Linked DNA regions of Homo sapiens: region 2 is linked to region 1. Evidence: read pairs that join two places in POLR2A ChIA-PET (ENCODE). Cell type or tissue: GM12878. All regions are shown on one strand. Links, peaks and the distances in the headings refer to the core of each region. The heading gives the core; the rest is flanking DNA.

Region 1 (2,910 bases), core at 158-2,657:
CTCAGGAGGCTGAGGCAGGAGAATCGCTTGAACCTGGGAGGCGGAGGTTGCAGTGAGCCGAGATCACGCCACTGCACTCCAGCCTGGGCGACAGAGTGAGACTCCATCGAAATGAAAGAAAGAAAGAGAAAGAGAGAAAGAGAGAAAGAAAGAAGGAAGGAAAGAAAGAAAGAGAGAGAAAGAAAGAAAGGAGGGAAGGAGGGAGGGAAGGAGGGAAGGAAGGAAGGAAGGAAGGAAAGAAGGAAAGGAAGGGGCCTTATCTCTTCTGATCTAGCCTTGGAATCATGCAGCATTACTTCTGCCACATAGTCTTGGTTACAAGCAAGTCACAAACTGCCTAGATGTAAGGGGAGCTTACACAAATTCCACTTCCCAATGGAAGGGGTATCAAAGTTCTAGAGGAATATATGGGCTGGGAAACATTGTTGCCACCATCTTTGGAAGTTACATCTGGCTTTTACTGGTACTGATTTAAGACCCACCTCTATACAGCCTGTGCCCAATAACATCCACCTGGGCACAGCTCCAACTCCCTGTTCTAAACAGAAATAGTTTATTGAGAAATCTCAATCCCTTGGGATCAAAAACATGACAGTTTCCATTTGTTCTGCAGTGACTGCTCTCTACCTGCTATCTATTGTTTTCCAAGACTATGATCCAAAATCACAGCATCCAAGACTGTGTCTTTTTTATTTATTTATTGTTTTCGAGACAGGGTCTCACTCTGTCGCCCAGACTGTAGTGCAGTGGCGCAATCTCCACTCACCGCAACCTCTGCCTCCCAGGCTCAAGAGATTCTCCTGCCTCAGCCTCCTGCGTAGCTGGGATTACAGGTGCACACCACTACTGCCTGGCTAATTTTTGAATTTTCAGTAGAGACAGGGTTTCACCATGTTGGCCAGGCTGGTCTTGAACTCCTGACCTCAAATGATCCACCCACCTTGGCCTCACAAAGTGCTGGGATTACAGGCATGAGCCACCACAGCTGGCCCCAAGACTGTGTCTTTATTATTATTATTATTTCGAGACAGAGTCTAGCTCTGTCTCCTAGGCTGGAGTGCAGTGGTGCGATCTCAGCTCACTGAAACCTTCACCTTGCCAGTTCAAGCCATTCTCGTGCCTCAGCCTCCGGAGTAGCTGGGATTACAGGCACGCACCACTACACCCGGCTAATTTTCGTATTTTCAGTAGGGACGGGGTTTCCCCATATTGGCCAGGCTGGTCTTGAACTCCTGACCTCAAGTGATCCACCCACCTCGGCCTCCCAAAGGTGGCTCACAGAAGTGAGCCACCACGCCCGGCCTGTCTATTATTTTTATTTTTAAAAATAAATGTATTGTTAATTTCCTTTTTCCTGTTGGATAAAGGCTACAGGGAAACTTAATGACAATTTTGCTAGAGTCTTTAATATTTCTCTCATTTTCATTCATTTAAAAACATAGCCTTCAGGCCAGGCACGGTGGCTCACACCTATAATCCCAGCACTTTGGGAGGCCGAGGCAGGTGGATCACTTGAGGTCAGGAGTTCAAGACCAGCCTGGCCAACATGGTGAAACCCCGTCTCTACTAAAAATACAAAAATTTAAAAATTAGCCGGGCATAGTGGCATGTGCCTGTAGTCCCAGCTACTCAGGAGGCTGAGGCAGGAGAATCACCTGAACCCAGGAGGTGGAGGTTGCAGTGAGCTGAGATCGCACCACTGCACTCCAGCCTGAGCGACAGAGTGAGACTCGGTCTCAAACAAACAAATACACAAAAAAACCCACAAAGTTCATGGGGAGGGAAAGGTGTAGCCTCTCTTGAGAACTTTCCTCTCTCATTTTCCCCCCAAACAGGATGATGCTTCCTTTCTCTTCTCTATCCTTTTCTGGACAGCCTTGGGTCCTCTCAGTAACTTATTTGGGTAAGTGGCTGGTTATAATGGCAGTGACCTCGAACTTAGGCTCTGGGGTAGTTGGCCACTTTTGTCCTCAGTTTTGGGCAGTAGTAGCAATTCTGGAAGTTCTGGGAAAAATCCAATTTGACATCATAGTACGAACCTGAAGGAAAGGTCTTGATCCCAAAGAGCTCTCGGCAGCTCATGGCTGTGACTGTCATCCAGGGCCTGGGCCTGGGGAAATGTTTGGGGATCTGTGGGATCCTTTAGGGACTGTCACAGTGACTCGGGAAATGTTGCTATAGGCAACTGTTCTGGAACTTTTTGGTCTTAGGACTCTTTTACATTCTTAATAGTATCAAGGACCCCAAACAGCTTTTATTTGTGTGGGTTATAACTTTTTTTTTTTTTTGAGATGGAGTTTCATTCTAGTCGCCCAGGCTGGAGTGCAATAGTGTGATCTTGGCTCACTGCAACCTCTGCCCCACAGGTTCAAGCAATCCTCCCACCTCAGCCTCCCGAGTAGCTGAGACTACAGGTGTGCGCCATCACGCCTGGCTAATTTTTTTGTATTTTTATTAGAGACAGGGTTTCACCGTGTCGGCCAGGCTGGTCTCCAACTCCTGACTTCAGGTCATCCATCCGCCTCGGCCTTTCAAAGTGCTGGGATTACAGGCATGAGCCACTGCGCCCGGCCTGTGTGGGTTATAGCTATTGATATTTACCATATTAGAACTTAAAACTGGCCATTTAAACAAATTTTTTATTATTGATTGATTTTTGAGACAGGGTCTCACCCTGTTGCCCAGAGTGGAGTGCAGTGGCATGATCACAGCTCACTGCAGCCTCGAACTCCTGGCCTCAAGTGATCCTCTCGCTTCAGCTTTCTGAGTGGTTGGGACTACAGGTGTGCACCACCACACCCAACTAATTTATTGATTTTTTTGTATACACAGTCTTGCTGTGTTGCCTAGGCTAAAACTGACAATATTAAAATCCAGCCATCCACAAGCACACACTGGCAGAGCAATTAT
Region 2 (2,910 bases), core at 158-2,657, 96 kb before region 1:
GGAGGATTGCTTGAGCATGGGAGGTGGAGGCTGCAGTGAGTTGTGATCACACCACTGCACTCCAGCCTGAGCAACAGAGCAAGACCCTGTCTCCAAAAAAAAAGAAAAAAGAAAAGAAAACAGAGCTCTACCTGGGGACACAGCCGTGTCTGAAGATTCCAAGGAAACACAGCCCTGTCCTGGGGAGGGGGTTTAGGGGGGTCACGCTCTGCCCCAGAAGTCTCAGGGGTCCATCCCTGCCCCTCCATGTCCCCCTTCAGCGAGCAGATCAGCCGGCGGCAGTCTCAGGTGGACCGCCTGTACGTGGCGCTCAAGGAGCTGGGTGAGGAGCGCCGGGTGGCTCTGGAACAGCAGTACTGGCTGTACCAGCTCAGCCGCCAGGTGAGCGAGCTTGAGCACTGGATTGCCGAGAAGGAGGTGGTGGCTGGCTCACCCGAGCTCGGCCAGGACTTTGAGCATGTCTCGGTGAGCATCATTAGTAATAAGTGATACCAGGAGCTACCACTAAGGTTCTCTGGGCCTTAGTTTCCTCATCTGTAGTATGAGGATAATAACAGCACCCGCCTCATGGCTCTGCTGTGAGACAAATGAGTTAATATAACGTAAAGCACTGAGGACCCTGCTTGGCACACATGCTGCCTCACACAGTGTTGGTTATTATTATCAGCTTATTATTTTATTGTTACTTATTGTTATTTTTATTGTTACTGTTTTGTTACTATTCTTGCCAGGTGTTCAGTAAGTGTTAGATATTATTTTTTATGATGATGATGATGATGATGATTATCATTACTCTTACCTGCCACAAAATGGTAGCCTCTGCCAGGTGTGGTGGCTCATGCCTGTAATCCCAACACTTTGGGAGGCCAAGGCAGGTGGATCACTTGAGGTCAGGAGTATGAGACCAGCCTGGCCAACATAGTGAAACCCCGTCTCTACTAAAAACACAAAAAAATCAGCTGGGTGTGGTGGCACATGCCTGTAGTCCTAGCTGTTTGGGAGGCTGAGGCAGGAGAATTGCTTGAACTGGGGAGGTGAAGGTTGCTGTAAGTGGCTATTGAACCACTGCACGCCAACCTGGGCGACAGAGCAAGACTCTGTATCAAAAAGAAAAAAAAACATTGTAGGCTGGAGGGGGCTGGTGTATGCTGCCCCTTTGCTCACTTTGCTGTACCCCCCCCCCCACTTCCTGATGGCAGGTGCTGCAGGAGAAATTCTCAGAGTTTGCCAGCGAGACAGGTATGGCAGGGCGGGAACGGCTGGCAGCTGTGAACCAGATGGTGGATGAGCTGATCGAGTGTGGCCATACAGCAGCGGCCACCATGGCCGAGTGGAAGGACGGACTGAACGAGGCCTGGGCTGAGCTGCTGGAGCTCATGGGCACACGGGCCCAGCTGCTGGCCGCCTCTCGGGAGCTTCATAAGTTCTTCAGTGACGCCCGAGAGCTTCAGGGACAGATTGAGGAGAAGCGGAGGCGGCTGCCCCGCCTGACCACCCCGCCTGAGCCGAGACCCAGTGCCAGTTCCATGCAGCGGACCCTGAGAGCCTTTGAGCATGACCTGCAGCTCCTCGTGTCCCAGGTGGGGCGCCGGTGGCCATCAGGGCAGGTGGGAGGGCCTGGACAGCTGTGGGCAGCAGAGTGGGCAAAAATCAGGCTGTGGAGCAGGTCGAAATTAGGCAGTGGCACAGACAGAAAGCGGACTACAGAACAGGAAGAAATTAGATAATGGAGCAGATAGAAAATGGACTGATGGAATGATATATAGAAATCAGGTATTGGCAGGGAAAAGTGGTACCTTAGAAGGTCTCACAGATATTAAACAGCTTCTGGCTGGGCGTGGTGGCTCCCTTTGGGAGGCCAACGCAGGCGGATCATCTGAGGTCAGGAGTTTAAGACCAGCCTGGTCAACGTGGTGAAACCCCATCTCTACTAAAAATACGAAAATTAGCCAGGTCTGGTGGCGGGCACCTGTAATCCCAGCTACTTGGGAGGCTGAGGCAGGAGAATCACTTGAACCCGGGAGGAGGAGGTTGCAGTGAGCCCAGATCTCGCCATTGCACTCCAGCCTATGTGACAAGAGTGATACTCTGTCTCAAAAAAAAAAAAAAAAAAAAAAGCTTCCAATAGATATTGGGCAGTGGTTCTCCTAAAACTGTGAGTTTTGCCTAAATCCAGATCAAGGGTCTAAAGGGAATTTTGAGAAGTCTGAGAGGAATTTGGCTGTGGTGTAGATAGAAATTAGACGACAGACAAGGCCAGGTGCGGTGGCTCACGCCTGTAATCCCAACACTTTGGGAGGTCGAGGCGGGCAGATCATGAGGTCAGGAGTTCAAGACCAGTCTGACCAACATGATGAAACCCCGTCTCTACTAAAAATACAAAAATTAGCAGGAATGGTGGCGGGCACCTGTAATCCCAGCTACACAGGAGACTGAGGCAGGAGAATCGCTTGAACCCGGGAGGCGGAGGTTGCAGTGAGCCGAGATCGCGCCACTGCACTCCAGCCTGGGCGACAGAGTGAGACTCCATCTCAAAAAAAAAAAAGAACTTAGATAACAGGTCTCTGATGGAAATCATATGACTTTTCTGAAATTAATTTGATGGGGGCGAATTTAATGAAAAAGGCAACAGAGATATTAGAAATTAGGCAGAGGTTCTGGCCAGAATTCGGATGTGGATCTGAGCAGTCAGATGGAAATGAAGCTGCAGGCCCAATACAACTCAGGCAGCAGGAAATTGGGTTGCAGTTCTAATGGAAGGTAGAAGTTGGGCAATTTTTGTTTGTTTGTTTGTTTATTTTTGAGACAGGGTCTCACTCTGTCACCCAGGCTGGAGTGCAGTGGCGCGATCTCAGCTCACTGCACCCTCTGCCTCCCAGGCTTAAGCGATTCTCCTGCCTCAGCCTTCCA

Evidence for each region. Peaks named below come from ENCODE experiments on the same cell type or tissue, not always from the same donor. Only the 100,000 strongest peaks of a DNase experiment are listed, where the experiment ranks them.
Region 2: POLR2A ChIA-PET joins it to region 1 with 12 read pairs; 6 of 35 experiments call an interaction of 5 or more read pairs at or near these places.

What each region holds. Positions count from the first base shown.
Region 1 is chr19:40,651,370-40,654,279 of GRCh38, forward strand. No RefSeq gene overlaps it. Among named protein-coding and RNA genes, the nearest start is that of NUMBL, 38 kb to the right of the region's middle. RefSeq lists an enhancer at 869-918. In GM12878, for the core only: no CTCF peak of the experiment used is centred there; a DNase peak (open chromatin) is centred at 1,168.
Region 2 is chr19:40,555,824-40,558,733 of GRCh38, forward strand. SPTBN4 (spectrin beta, non-erythrocytic 4) reads left to right here. Exons shown (of 36, transcript NM_020971.3): 25 at 261-465; 26 at 1,200-1,580. Among named protein-coding and RNA genes, the nearest start is that of SHKBP1, 20 kb to the right of the region's middle. In GM12878, for the core only: no CTCF peak of the experiment used is centred there; no DNase peak of the experiment used is centred there.